Regions from separate parts of the Homo sapiens genome. Here region 2 is linked to region 1. Evidence: chromatin contacts called from ENCODE Hi-C data. All regions are on one chromosome and are shown on one strand. The core of a region is the stretch at or near the end of the contact, and the rest is flanking DNA. Distances in the headings are between cores, read along the strand shown. Region 1 holds the start of LINC02299 (long intergenic non-protein coding RNA 2299). Region 2 overlaps AK7 (adenylate kinase 7).

Evidence for each region. A loop is a pair of places that touch in the nucleus more often than their neighbours do. Pooled maps may share reads with other maps.
Region 2: a map of A673 shows a loop between it and region 1 (4-fold over the local background). The contact joins the enhancer-like site here to the promoter of LINC02299 in region 1. A Hi-C loop is called at or near these places in 1 of 168 maps with a recorded cell type or tissue (A673), 8 of 37 single-sample maps with no recorded cell type and 8 of 50 pooled maps.

Annotation. Positions count from the first base shown.
Region 1 is chr14:96,739,292-96,742,841 of GRCh38, forward strand. LINC02299 (long intergenic non-protein coding RNA 2299) reads left to right here and starts at 1,900. Exons shown (of 4, transcript NR_146552.1): 1 at 1,900-1,920. RefSeq lists an enhancer at 1,566-2,066 and a silencer at 2,402-2,451.
Region 2 is chr14:96,422,616-96,426,165 of GRCh38, forward strand. All of the region lies in intron 5 of AK7 (adenylate kinase 7), which reads left to right. It also overlaps the pseudogene PEBP1P1. Among named protein-coding and RNA genes, the nearest start is that of AK7, 32 kb to the left of the region's middle. Within about 2 kb of position 1,560, at least 2 of the 41 ENCODE cell types and tissues checked have a DNase peak (open chromatin) inside an H3K27ac peak, as active enhancers do.

The sequences.
Region 1 (3,550 bases), core at 650-3,149:
CAGACACACATATTTTCCACTTTCTGTTTTCCTGTAGAATTTAAAGAGCAAACCTTTTGCATATTTTCCTGAATTTGGGGTTCATTTGCTGCGTCTCCTCACCATCAGCCTAGCTCTGCCTGCAGATGTAGCCTTATATTTTTACACACTCCCTTTCTAATGTCATGCAGCATAGGAAAGAACCCAGCAAACATAGGATCTGTTGCTTGCAACCTTATTTTGGTTATTTAAACAGCACCTGCTGCTCCAGCTCCATTGAGAGCTTTAAGTTTCATTCACAAGTGTTTTCTTTTGGTTTTTCTTGCTTCAGGGCTGACTCGGGGCGGCTGCGCTGCGTTCTCTCCCCTGTGAACTTTGCTCACGTTTTGGACTGGGCAGCATCTCGCGGTCTGCTCGAGCGGGCTGCCCTTCTGCTTAGAGCTGGACAGTGTTCTCGTCTGCTAGAACGGGATTTTATGGTCAACAGGACATTGCCATGTGTCACTGCAACACTTAGAGGGTAGTTTGAACTGGGATTGAAGGTCTGTCTGGCTGCTTTCCCCGGCAGGCCCCAAACTGGCTTGGATGCAATTGAGCCAGCATTTTCCAAGGTACTCTCATTCACAGTCATAAGGGACAAACGCATCTCATGTGAAAAACTCAAAGGCCAAGGAGGCCAGGGCATGAAGTATTAAGTTGATTTTATTCGGTTTCACAGAAGGCAGTTCTGTCTTGTTGACTAGCAACATTGTGACAAATTGTTCTCGATTAAATGCTTATTATGTGTTTATTTAGCTGTTTGCCTGGAACTAGAGAAGAAAAAAAAATGTGTTACAGTGTATGGCAATATTCTATCCTTTCATAATTGTACCAGAGAAATATGGCATTTTCTCTCCTAAATTTGTACTTATTTCGGGCTCTCTCACACTCTCCTGACAAGTCTGATACTCCAGAACTTCCCAACAATAAGAGAGACCAGGGAAAACAAACAAAAAAACTTGGTTTTAATGGAAAATAAGAGAAGAAGCTAAATATAGCTCTTGACTTTCACAGAATTGTGATTCAGATCTGCTAATTTCTATTTGCCTGGGAGAAATTTTAAGAGTCTCATCGCACCCCCCCCCCCCACCGCCCCCCGCCCCATGGCCATCCCCACCTCCCTAGACTGGAGGGCCCGGAAATAATGACTGGGAAGGAGTTTACCTGTCATCTGTGACACACCCGAAAGAAAGGTTTTTCAGCCAGGGACCCAGCTACAATGCCCAGGCTGGGAACTGTGTGGTTCAGAGGTTCATAGAAGGCATTTAGGAACCAGCTTATAAAAATTAATGTTTTCTTCTTTTATAGGAAATATGCACCATTCTATTTCAGTATGGAAAAAATACGGACCTTGTCACTGATCATTTTTCATGGACTATTTATTTAGGTTTTGAGCAGCTCAGAAGCCTTTTTATTCCTTTTGAGCTCCCCTTGGGATGCTGAAGAGAATAAAGATTTCTCCCTTCCAATACCGTGCACACATTTCACTGTGGGAACTGTCACCAAACTAAACAAAAAACTGAGTCCAAGCACCTTCCACCTCGTTGGCCAAAAAAGACCCAAACGGCCCTCATATTTTTATTTTTGCTTGTGCGCCTGCGATATTAAGCAGCTAACAACAATCTGAGAATTAAGTTACCACAATTAGGAATTAGAAGCAGGTGGCATAATAATGGCGCTTTTTTCATTTCATTTATTAGCAAAAAGAGAGAGAGGAGCTTCATTTATTTTCATCAGCGCCTCAGTAAAAGCATAGCAATTTGCAACACAAAAATCATTTCAAGTACCTCAGCCTTGTGCAAACCTTTTTTTTTTTTGTTGTTGTTCCTTTAAAAGCCTTTTAAAGTTCACCACCTCCCCCGCCCAACCCCATTCTGAAAGGACGTGCGTGTGTGTGGAGAGGTGAGTACTGGTGGGATCAGACTATTTCTCCCCCAAAGCAGTTTTGGGGGTTCCATAACCCAGGGAGCGAGGTGTGGGGCATCTCCTGCCCTGCCTGCCTCCGCCTGTCTCTCATTTAGTTTTGCACCGGCTTGTTTCAGTCTTGCAAAGATTTAATGCAGGGGCAACCTCTCTCCAAATAAATAAAGTGAGCAACACCTCTTTGCATGGCACCCTCCCATCAGCCATCCGGGCCAGCGCCTCCAGCACCCCACTGCCCGGCTCCGCGGCACCCCACTGTCCAGCCCCTAGCACCCCACTGCTGGTGCCGACACCCGCAGGCCCTACGCTTTTTGCGTTTCTACCCGCCGCTCCTCGCAGACCTGGCGCGGCGCAGCAACCTTTGCGCGCCCTCTAGCGTCAGCATCGGGGATTACCACGAGCTGGCCCGCACGCCGCCGCCGCCTCCAAGCACCACCCGCCCGCGGGAGAAGCAGCCCGGGCTGCAGCAGAGGCTGGGGGGCGAGGGGGGCGAGGGGCCGAGGGGGTGCCTGGGCTCGTGCATTTACACGAAGTCCCTCCGAGACGGAGGCGGGCGTGGGTGATTTTATTGCAAACTTTGGGGAGCCCCTTCCTTGGCTGCGGCCGCCCGCTGGTGTTGCCCCCGAACCCTGGGCATGGGGCGAGTGGCCCAAGCCCGGACCCTTGGAAGTGGCGCGGCGGGGCTGCCTTTCCTCGGGTGTTCGCGGCTCGGCGCGACCCTCTCTCCCGTCTGCTCCCCGCCGCTCTGCTCGCCCCCTCCCCTCGACCAGGTTCTGGCTTTCTGGCCTGTTCCGGCCTGGGGGACTCCCTTGTCCTGTGCCTCCCCATTCTACTCTCTGTCCACATACCCCTGAGTCTCTCTTTTCTCCCTGTTTGATTTATTTTAGAGCAGCGGATCACAATTTCTGACTTCCACTTTGCTCTGTCTGCCTTTCCCCATCCTACAGCATTCTCGCCGTTTGTCTTTTTTTCTTCCCTGTAACTTTTTCTTCTCTCTCTCTCTCCCCTCCCTACCTGTCTCCCTCCCTCTCCCTCCCTCTCTCTCCCCCTCTCTCTCTCTTTCTCTCTTTTTGAGAGAGTCTCCCTCCAGGCTGGAGTGCAGTGGCGCGATTCCGGCTCTCACTGTCGGGTGCCCGCCACTATGCCCGGCTAATTTTTATATTTTTAGTAGAGACGGGGTTTTTCCATGTTGGCCAGGCTGGTCTGGAACTCCTGGCCTCAACTGATCCGCCCGCCTTGGCCTCCCAAAGTGCTGGGATTACAGGCCTGAGCCACTAGGCCCTGCCTCTTCTCTCCTTTTCTGTTTCTCAGCCTCCAACTTCATATTTCTGTTTATATTCTTTCTGCCCCCTGTTCCCCAGGGAGTTTCACAGAAGAGCCACAGGCCTCTAGCATAGTCATCTAGAATGCCAGCCACCTCTTTTCCGTCCAGCGTCTTGGAATTAGTCTCCACTGGATCTTGCTGCCTGAGCTTCTGGTCTGCAGGGTGACAGGTGCCTTCTGCAGCCCCCTCAGGCCAGGCTTGTTTTTGTTTGTCCTTTGCTTTATAAACACAGACAAATAGCCGTTTATTTGGAATTCACTGTCCTCATTGAAGAGGTGGCATTAG
Region 2 (3,550 bases), core at 310-2,809, 320 kb before region 1:
CTGCACTTCCATTCATAGGCTCTCTGCAGGGGGAAGCACATCACGCGCTGTTGGCTCATTCTGGCAGCCCAACCTGGCATTGTCTTTACACAATTCTGCATGCAATTTTGTATTTACAATAGTCAGGAGCATTTCATCTTTTATTCTGTAGCAATAGTTTCAGGGGGTCGCCCTATAGCAGCAAAATTCATCATTTTGACATGTCCATTATAAAATTATTTTATTTCTCTTGCCTTTCTTCAGAATAGATGATGGGAATGCCCTGACAATGAATAAGTAGTGACAGCTGAAAAATTATGATGATGATGATTTTTCATTCAGGGTTTTTATTTTTATTCAACTATCAGCAAACAGCAGAATTAACACAACATTCAGCAACTCCAGACCAGCTTTTCTTACCCCCATGAAGAGCAATCAATTTGACAGACACAGATGTAGGGATTCCTGATAAGCGGTCAGCTAGTACTGCTGCCCATCTACAGGGCCATGCCCCAACAACAGCAAAGCCACTCTCCCTACTCCTTTTTCCAGGATTGCTCTTTAAAGGGACCAGAGTGAGATACTGACGCCTATTAAGGCAACTGAGAGGCCCGTGTTGGGGCTGAGCCTCATTGCGAGCCTCTGGTTGTCTAGCGATGGTGCCATAAAAACACACTGCTACAGTTCTGGTCTCAGGATCACAAAGGCAGAGGCAACCAATCCTTATTTATTTATTTTTAACCTCCCTTAAAGATTCTTTGATGCTTTGCTCTATTACTGTAGACCTGGTCTATTTCTGCCAAATTTTTTCTTTAAATTCTGGGTTGCTATTTTCATAATAACAATTTGATGACCCCATCACAATACCAAAATATCCCCCAAAATGAAGTTCAAAATTGATCAAAACATAAAACAGAGTGAGTGACTAGAATGATAAAGGCCAGGCAGCAGGAAAAGTCACCCTAAGCCACCATCTCAGTGCTCAGGTCTTGTCTGTCCAAAGGGGAGTGGGAAGAGGAGAAAGCTATGGTACATGCAGCACTGAACTGGAGAACACAGCTCGGGGCCTCCAGGACGGTTCAGGTCGCCGAGCTGCCCCCTACTTCCCAGACAGCTGCTCCTACAATTTGGGCACATAGTCGTCCCACTCGGCCTGGTAACACGTGCCGGCCACCGGGACCCCGAGCGCGTACTTTTTACGGGGGGACGCCACCTTGAATTTGCCACGGTGGTCTCCGGAGCGGTTGCTGAGGATGGGCTCGTCACATTTCAGCGGCCTGTGCCTTGGGAGACCCCGAGCCCACATAATCCGGAGAGGACTGTGCCACTGCTGATGTCACTGCCCTTCATGTGGACCACCAGGAAATGATGCCATTCCCTGTATTGGGGATCCTTCCTGCTTGGAGCATCCGGGTCTGTCAAGACCCAGGTGTAGAGTTTCCCTAAATCAAGACCATCCCACGAAATGCTGGTGGGTCTGTTCTTCACCTGGGTGGGATCGGGCACGGTGCTCCGCTCGTCCACCGCCACCCCGTGCAGGTGACATGCAGCGGGTGCTGCGGCTGTTCGTCCACTTCCTGAAGGCTCCAGGGCCCGGACCGCTGTCTGAGGTTCACCCGCGTGGCGGGGCCGAGCGGAGCGCGCAGCCGGGAGTGCCGCGGGAGGCCAGGCGCCGGCGGCAGCGGCGACACGGGGGTCTCCGCCAGCTGAAAAATTACAGAGGGCTTACTGTGTTCTCAGTATTTTACTCATGGTATCTTATGTCATCTGTGTTTTACTCGTAGTATCTCATGAGTTCTCAGTGTTTTACTCATGGTATCTCATGTCATCTTCAAGAGTCTCATAAACAATTCCCAGAATTCTGTGAGGTAGGTACTACTATCATCCTCATATAACTTGGAGAAAACCCCAAACCCTCTGAAAGTGTCATTACATTGTTCCCATTAGTGGAAGACCAGCGCTAAGTGAACGCTAATAATAGTTCTAAGATGACACCTAGTGGTCTCGGAGGATATTACCATAGGAACTTCGGTCCTATAAAAAACACTTTACCAATACAAACACTGTGAGCATCAAACATTGGAAGAAACAACAGGAAATTAGGAATTCTAGCCCTTTTTCTGTCCATTAACTTATGACCTTAGCCGTGTTATTAAACTTCTGGGCTTAAAATAAGTAAACGGGCTAGATTAGATGGTTTAAATTTATTCCAGTTCTAAATTCCATAACTATGTTATTTTATTGGAACCCGTGATTTCTTGATCATTTATGTTTAATTTACAGGTGGAAAATGTATGCTTACACATATAAAGCTGATTTAACTGAATAACAGTCTAAAATGAGAAATATGATCATATTAATATATTTTTATTACAAAACCTTACACTTGTCATTTAAATAATAAAATCAAAATTTCGTTGTAAAAATCTATTATTTTTATCCCCAACTTTCTTACTCACTCTTTTCTACACCATTAATAAGATTGATTTGGCCAATTTGGTCATCCCAATGATCTTTTTTGATCAGTGATGCTAATGTTTTTATCTGGGAGATAGACCCTTGAAAATAATCATTTAACACATTCATTTAACTAATGTCCAGTTAGATCCGATTATGGCCCAGGCACTGTGATGAGGAGCTGCCCTCACAGCCATCGATAAAGCAAACACAGTCTATGCACTCCAGAGGCTGGTTGTCAAGTGGTTTATCTACTGTTATCACATCCTCAGCCAGCACATTCATATACAAGATTACATACACAAAAGGTAGACTTCTATTCAGTATTTTGAGGCAAAAGAGGAGACCCTAATAATTATACAAGTTGCCAAAATAGTCCTGAATTGCCTGATACCAAAATTGCTTTCATCTTTTAATGAGTCACACTGATTTTTTTTTTTTTTTTTTTTGAGACAGAGTCTTGCTCTGTTGCGTAGGCTGGAGTGCAGTGGCATGATCTCGGGTCACTGCAACCCCTGCCTCCCAAGTTCAAATGACTCTCCTGCCTCAGCCTCCTGAGTAGCTGGAATTACAGGCATGTGCCACCACGCCTGGCTAAATTTTGTATTTTTTAGTAGAGACAGGGTTTCACCATGCTGGCCAGGCTGGTCTTGAACTCCTGACCTCAGGTGATTCACCTGCCTCGGCCTCCCAAAGTGCTGGGGTTACAGGTGTGAGCCACCGTGCCCAGCCGTAGTTTGTCTTGAAAACTATTTTGTCTGATATAAGTATAGTGACTCCTGCTTCTTTTTGGTTTCCATTGGCATGGAATATCTTTTTCCATCCCTTTATTTTCAGTCTATGTGTGTCTTTACAGGTAGAGTGTGTTTCTTGTAGGCAACAGATCAATGTGTCTTGTTTTTTTCATCAATTCAGCCAGTCTATGTCTTTTGATTAGAGAATTTAGTCCACTTACATTCAATGTTATTATTGGTAAGTAAGGACTTACTCCTGCCTTTTGTTATTTGTTTTCTAGTTGTTTTATTGTCTTATCTTCCTTCTTTCTTTCCTTCCTACCTTGCTGTAGGGATGGTGATTTTCTCTGGTGATATGATTTAGTTTCTTGCTTTTTATT